Regions from separate parts of the Homo sapiens genome. Here region 2 is linked to region 1. A link is a contact called in ENCODE Hi-C or POLR2A ChIA-PET data. All regions are on one chromosome and are shown on one strand. The core of a region is the stretch at or near the end of the contact, and the rest is flanking DNA. Distances in the headings are between cores, read along the strand shown.

The links. Hi-C counts contacts between places; a loop is a spot of excess contacts on that map. ChIA-PET counts read pairs that join two places held with the same protein, here RNA polymerase II (POLR2A). Pooled maps may share reads with other maps.
Region 2: a map of B cell shows a loop between it and region 1 (5-fold over the local background). The contact joins two enhancer-like sites. A Hi-C loop is called at or near these places in 14 of 168 maps with a recorded cell type or tissue (B cell, CD14-positive monocyte, CD4-positive, alpha-beta T cell and 11 more), 5 of 37 single-sample maps with no recorded cell type and 16 of 50 pooled maps. POLR2A ChIA-PET finds 5 or more read pairs at or near these places in 4 of 52 experiments (A549, H1, RWPE1 and 1 more).

Annotation. Positions count from the first base shown.
Region 1 is chr20:810,746-814,492 of GRCh38, reverse strand. No RefSeq gene overlaps it. Among named protein-coding and RNA genes, the nearest start is that of FAM110A, 21 kb to the left of the region's middle. Within about 2 kb of position 1,936, at least 2 of the 41 ENCODE cell types and tissues checked have a DNase peak (open chromatin) inside an H3K27ac peak, as active enhancers do.
Region 2 is chr20:879,875-883,621 of GRCh38, reverse strand. It overlaps ANGPT4 (angiopoietin 4), which reads left to right. Exons shown (of 9, transcript NM_015985.4): 5 at 2,336-2,451. Among named protein-coding and RNA genes, the nearest start is that of ANGPT4, 35 kb to the left of the region's middle. Within about 2 kb of position 1,686, at least 2 of the 41 ENCODE cell types and tissues checked have a DNase peak (open chromatin) inside an H3K27ac peak, as active enhancers do.

The sequences.
Region 1 (3,747 bases), core at 687-3,186:
TCGCTCAAAAAAATAAAGTATATTAAATAAATAGCAACAGGCCGGGCACGGTGGCTCACGCCTGTAATCCCAGCACTTTGGGAGGCCAAGGCGGGTGGATCACCTGAGGTCAGGAGTTTGAGACCAGCCTGACCAACATGGTGAAACCCCATTTCTACTAAAACCACAAAAATTAGCTGGGCATGGTAGTGCACACCTGTAATCCCAGCTACTCGGGAGGCTGAGACAGGAGAATCACTTGAACCCAGGAGGCAGAGGTTGTGGTGAGCCGAGATCGCGCCATTACACTCCCGCCTGGGTGACAAGAACAAAACTCCATCTCAAAATAAAAATAAAAATAAAACAAACAAATAAACAACAACAAAGTTTATAAACATTTCTGGAGATTACAAGGAAGGGAGAAATACATTGGTTTGGGGTTCATTCATTGATGTATGCAACAAGCATTTCTTAGGCTCCCAATATATACTGTTTGTATTAGATAAAGATATAAGGATAGGTTTCTTTGGAAAAGGTGGCATTTGAGACTGGCTTTGAAATATGGATCAGATCCTGCCAGAAAGAGACAGGCAGAAAGGATATTCTAATGGAAGGATCAGTATGGAAATTTTGGTGGCTCAGACGTACTACAAATACTTACAGAATTATTACCAGAAAGGGGTACCAAACCAGACCCCAAGACAGGGTTTCTGGACCTCACACAAGAAGGAATTTGGGGTGAATCCATAGAGTAAAGTGAAAGCAAGTTTATTTAAGAAAGTAAAGGAATAAAATAATGGCTACTCCATAGGCAGGGCAGTGGCATGGGCTGCTCAGCTGAACATACTTATAGTTACTCCTTGATCGTATGCTAAACAAGGGGTGGATTATTCATTGTTTTACCAGGAAAGGGATGGGCAATTCCCAGAACTGAGGGTTCGTCCCCTTTTTAGACCATGTAGGGTAACTTCCTGACGTTGCCATGGCATTGGTAAATTCTCATGGTGCTGGTGGGAGTGTCTTTTAGCATGCGAATGCATTATAATTCCTATATAATGAGCAGTGAGGACGAATCGAGGTCACTTTCATCCCCATCGTAGTTTTGGTGGATTTTGGCCGGCTTCTTTTACTGCATCCTGTTTTATCAGCAGGGTCTTTGTGACCTGTACTTGTGATACCAGTCCTGCCAAACTCCTATCCCATCCTGTGACTAAGAATGTCTGACCTTCTGGGAAAGCAGTTCAGTGGGTCTCAGCCTTATTTTACCCAGCCCCTATTCAAGATGGAGTTGCCCTGGTTGGAAGGCTTCTGACAGAATGGTAAGCAGTTCTGGTTGTAAGTAGCAAAGCCTAAAGTACAAGAAAAACATGGGCCAGGCATGGTGGCTCATTCATATGATCCCAGTAATTTGGGAGGCTGAGGTAGGTGGATCACTTGAGGTCAGGAGTTCGAGACCAGCCTGGCCAAGATGGTGAAACCCGTCTCTACTGAAAATACAAAAATTAGCTGGGCGTCATGGTGCATGCCTGTAATCCCAGCTGCTCGGGAGGCTGAGGCACGAGAATCACTTGAACCTGGGAGGCAGAGTTTGCAGTGAGCTGAGATTACGCCACTGCACTCCAGCCTGGGCAACAAAGCGAGACTCCATCTCAAAAAAGAAAAGAAAGAAAGAAAGAAAGAACACGTGAGAAAGTGTGGGGAAAAGAAAGAGAAATCAGATTGTTACTGTGTCTATGTAGAAAAGGAAACATAAGAAACTCCATTTTGATCTGTATTAAGAAAAATTGTTTCTGCTTTGAGATGCTGTTAACTTGTAACTTTATCCCCAACCCTGTGCTCACAGAAACATGTGCTGTATTGGATCAAAGTTTAATGGATTTAGGACTGTGCAGGATGTGCCTTGTTAATATGTTTGCAGGCAGTATGCTTGGTAAAAGTCATCGCCATTCTCCATTCTCTGTTAACCAAGGACACAATGCACTGTGGAAAGCCACAGGGACCTCTGCCCAAGAAAGCCTGGGTATTGTCCAACGTTTCCCCCAACTGAGACAGCCTGAGATATGGCCTCATGGGAAAGGAAAGACCTTACCATCCCCCAGCCCGACACCCATAAAGGGTCTGTGCTGAGGAGGAGGAGTGAAAGAGGGAGGCCTCTTTGCAGTTGAGATAAGAGGAAGGCTTCTCTGCTCATCCCTGGGAATGGAATGTCTCTGTGTAAAGCCGACCATTCCCATTCATTCTATTCTGAGATAGGAGAAAACCGCCCTGTGGCTGGAGGCGAGATATGCTGGCAGCAATACTGCTCTGTTGCTCTTTGCTACACTGAGATACTTGGGTAAAGAGAAACATAAATCTAGCCTTCGTGCACATCCGGGCACAGTATCTTTCCTTGAACTTACTCATGATACAGATTCCTTTGCTCACATGTTTCCCTGCTGACCTTCTCCCCACCTGTTGCCCTGCTACACTCCCCTTGCTAAGATAGTAAAGATCATGATCAATAAATACTGAGGGAACTCAGAGGCTGGCGCCGGTGCGGGTCCTTCGTATGCTGAGCGCCAGTGCCCTGGGCCCACTGTTCTTTCTCTGTACTTTGTCCCTGTGTCTATTTCTTTTCTCAGTCTCTCATCCCACCTGACGAGAAATACCCACAGGTGTGAAGGGGCTGGCCCCCTTCAATAAAGCTGTCACGGTTTATTGGTCCCAGTTGAGAAAGGAATTATATGTGAGGTTTAAGTAGTTTTCTTAACTTGGTAAGCAACAGGGAGTCTTTGAAGGTTGATATTAAGAATGTATTCTTAAATTTAAAATTAAAATAATATAAGACCAGGCACGGTGGCTCACACCTGTAATCCCAGCACTTTGGGAGGCTGAGGCAGGCAGAACACTTGAGGCCAGGATTTCGAGACCAGCCTGGTCAACATGGCAAAACCCTGTCTCTACTAAAAATACAAAAATTAGCCAGGCATGGTGGCGGATGCCTGTAATCCCAGCTACTCAGGTGGCTGAGGCAGGAGAATCACTTGAACCTGGGAGGCAGAAGTTGCAGTGAGCCAAGATCACACCACCGCACTCCAGCCTGGGCGATAAGAGCGAGACTCCATCTAAAAAAAAAAAATTAATTTAATTTAATTAAAATTAAAATTAAAATAATATAAGAGGCCCCTGTGAGACTATGACCTGCAGTGAGACCACAGCATCAGGGCTGTGGGTCTGACCTAAGGAGGAACTTCCTGCTGTGGTTTGGAGGGGAGCATCCCTGGGAGTCAGGGATTGGGGACAGGAGAGGCCTCCCTACTAGGGGCCTGATGGAGAACAAGCAATCCCTACTAGACCTCCAGCTCCCCTAAGGAGCAAGTTCTTGTGTCCCTGAGCCCTGACAACCCAAAATAATCAAAAGTGGCTGCCCAGCGAGGTGTCAGAGCCTCAGCATTGGAAAGTGGTCCACTCGTGGATTAGTAAGGAGAATTTACTGCTGGGCATGGTGGCTCATACCTATAATCCCAGCACTTTGGGAGGCCAAGGCAGGTGGATCATTTGAGGTCAGGAGTTCAAAACCAGCCTGGCCAACATGGTGAAACCTCATCTCTACTAAAAATACAAAAATTAGCTGGACGTGGTGGTGGACGTCTGTAATCCCAGCTACTCTGGAGGCTGAGGCAGGAGACTCACTTGAGCCCAGGAGGTGGAGGTTGCAGTGAGCCAAGATCATGCTACTGCACTCCAGCCTGGGCAACAAAGTGAGATTCCGTTTCAAAAAAACAAAAA
Region 2 (3,747 bases), core at 437-2,936, 69 kb before region 1:
TCACCAGGGAAGGACACTAGGCAGTTGCTTTCACCCCCTTCTGGATGGAGAAACTGAAGGAGAGGCTCAGTCACCAGGTGTAGAAGAGAGGGCTGGATGGAGATGGGGCACAGGAACCAGGCATCCTTGAAGTCTAGCAGGAAGGGAGCACTAGCTCTCTGCATGGCTTTGTCCCAGTCAGGTGGAGGCTAGTGAAAGGAGAAGAGAGTCAAGTCTTCTGATGTTCCCAGGCACTGGGGAGTTTGGTTCAGAAGGTTACAAGGACATGGGCACAGGCAGAAAAGACCAAACTTGTGCATGATATAAAAGCAGCGATTGTTCATGCAGGCTGTTTGCCCAACCTTACATATGCTCAGTGGTGGAAATCCAAAGGAAGATGTGTAGGAGGAAGGGCACTGGCTTTGCAGTCAGATGGGCCGGAGTTCAAGCCCTGGCTCCTTCACTTATTAATTAGCACTGGAACTTCATACAAGTCATTTATTTAACTTCTCAGAGCCTCAATTTTTCTTACTTGTAAAACGGGAATAATAATCTCATAGAGTTCTTGCACAGAGAATCGGATGAGTTCATGCATACAAAAGGGTTCAGCACAGTGCCTATGCACAAAAGCGAGGGAAACTGGTACAAATTACCAGCCCAGATATTCAGAGGAGGACCAGATCAAACTGTTGCATATCAATATCAGTCCATCCTATTCTTATGCCTCCCAAAAATATTTTTCCTGGCCCCAAACTACCCCTGGCATTACATGACACCTTGGAAACACTACAATACATGGTGAGTATTTCACTTTTTGTGTTGATATTATTGTTGTTATTGTTATTGATATTGTTGTAGACTAAGGAAAATAACAGTGAGCAGAGCCTTGGAAAGGGTGGCTGGAAATCTCAGGCCAACCCTGGCTCTGTCCTTGCCTTACTGGGTGAGGTTCAGCCCATCCCTGCTCACCTTGAGGCCAACAGCCTCCTCATGCTTGGCTGGACTCCAATTCCCTGTGGGGAGCTGAGGGGGTGCCAACAGGTGGGGCAGGGGTCTCCACTGCCCAGGAAATGCTTGTGAGTGAACTGGAATTGATTTGGGGGTCTTAGTCATCTCATTTGTGACATGAGAGCAATAGCCTTCTCTGGACAAGTGCCCCAGATCCAGGATCTGGGATCCCTGAAGTTCAGATGTAAAGCCAAACCAGGAAGTCCCACCCTGTGGTAGCCTCCTGGTTCCTCACTGGTGTTGACAACCTATCCATCTGGAATTTTAGCCCCATCCTGGGTACCTGGCTACCCAGAGAGATTGGATTCTGGTAGAATCATAGTTCAAACCTCTAACTGGATTCCACTAATTGAGACAGAGGAGATTTTAAATCTCTGCACTTTGTTTGTCAACAGTCACTTTTTCCAGGCCAGGCCTAGAAACCCCTGGTAGGTTTTAGTCATTAATACTATCCCGATCTCATGTAGTCCAGAGGGAAGAAACAGGGGCCCTTTAAGGCCAGCAGTCAGCTTCAAGGGAGGACAGAATAAGGGAGCATATGCCCAGGGCAGCAGGGAGATACAGCCAAAAGGGTGGGCTATGAAGGGGAGCCCACAGCTTCCCACCCAAGGGAGCTCCAAAGAAGGAAGGTTCTGCCTTACCTGGCTGTGTGCCCTTGGGCCAGTTGCCTCACTCTTGGGCCTCAGTTTCCTGGTCTGTGAAATGGGAAGTGCCTCACTGGAGTTCAGGCCCCAGTAACTCTCTCCCAGAAAACTCTAGCAGCCTCCTCTCTGGCCTCCCAGCTTTGAGTCTCATCCCCTCCAGGCCCCCCTCCACACTCTGGACAGAGTGCTCTTTCTCAGCCCAGAGAATCTGGGCTCCGCAGCCTGGCACTCACGGCTGACTTGGCCCTGCTGAAATCTCAGCTTCGTCTCTCCTTTTCCTTCCCCACCTTCTCTGTGCCAGCCTTGTTCTACCCTCTCAGTTGCATCATACAGCAAGCAGCCTCCCTGGTCTCAACTCCTCTCTCACGGTGTGAGTCATTTCCTCTCCTTGGCCTCAGCCTTAGTTCCCCTCCCCATGCCCTGTCCTCTGCACACACTAGGGCCCTTCCTACCTTGGGGCCTTTGCATATGCTGTTTCTTCCGCCTGGAACACCTTCCCCTTCTCCACTGGGCAACTCCTGCTCATTACACAGGTTCCAGCTTACTGTCACCTCCTCTACGAAATCTTCCCAGGTCTGACTCATCTCCCTGTCCCCAGCACCTCCCAACCCAGAACCTGGCACAAAGCAGGCAGGCATGCCCACTTGGCCCCTTCTCTCTTTCCTTGCCCACCTCCAACTGACTTTTGTGTTGTCCCTTTGCAGCCTTCATAATGGCAGGTGAGCAGGTGTTCCAGGACTGTGCAGAGATCCAGCGCTCTGGGGCCAGTGCCAGTGGTGTCTACACCATCCAGGTGTCCAATGCAACGAAGCCCAGGAAGGTTAGGGGGCTCCCTGGGAACTGTGGCTGTTAGAGGGTGCTGAGCCAAGGGCTTCCCAAACAGACACCCCGCACCCCATCGGGATCAGGCTTTGTCCAGTATCTGAAATACCAGAGGTGTAGGGGTGGCTTTGACTTCCCAGCAGTCAGGGATCAGATTGTGGGGATAAGCAGAAGTTCCCAAAGTTGGAAGTGCATCCTTAACCAGCATCACTTCAGAGGTGCTTTAACTGGAACAGCACAAAATAGTTCAGTGTTGGTTAAGATGATGATAGCTGATATTACAAACAACCCCCAAAATTCCAGGGCCTTAGCCCAAAGACGTTTCTTTCTAGTTTACATATAGTCCAGTTGAAGGCAGGAGTTGGGGTTCTGCTCCATGTGGGAAATTAGAAACCAGGGCTAATAGAGGTGCCACCATTTTCAATCAGTGGCTCCCAAGGTTGTCCTAAAATTTAAGGTCAAGTCATCCGATAAGAAGGGTGACAGAGAAGAGCACGGATGTCAGGAGGGAGGGTCTGAGAGCCAGGCCTAGAAGGGAAACAACTAGCAGATTCCTACTTCATAATTCCCTTTTTTTTTTTGAGACAGGGTCTTGCTCTGGTGCCCAGGCTGGAGTGCAATGGCATGATCACAGCTCACTGCAGCCTTGACCTCCTGGGCTCGAGTGATCCTCCTGCCTCAGCCTCCCAAGTAGCTGGGACCACAGACACATGCCACCATGGCCTGGCTAATATTTTTAAACATTTTGTAGGGACAAAGTCTCCCTGTGTTTCCCAGGCTGGTCTGAAACTCCTGAGCTCAAGCGATCCTCCCTCCTCGGCCCTCAAATTGCTAGTATTACCATTGCTCTATTTCCTTTCACCCCCTCTTAATATACTAAGGAGAATGCCTCTGTTTGTCTCCAGGTTGTCTTTTACACTTCTCACACACCTGCTAACCTCTCCTTTCAACAAAAAGAGGTCGAGCTTCCGTTTACCTAGTACTGCCAGGCACTGTTCTAAACACTTTACGTGACTCATCTCGTTTAATTTTCACAACCCCAGTTGGTAGATGAGAGACTGAGGCACAAAGAGGTTAAGGTATGAATCTCCATTTTACAAATGAGAGGAAGGCTCTGAGAGGTCATTCCTTACCCACCACTTTAGAAAAATGATGACAATGGGTGGGGAATTTAAGCCTGGATCTTTCTGATGCCCAGGACCCCCAGGCTCACCTGTTGCTCTGTGGGGGTCTGTCTGCTTAGCCACATTTGGGCTAGCACAGGCCTGGCCTCTGGCTACCTCCAAGGGCTCCC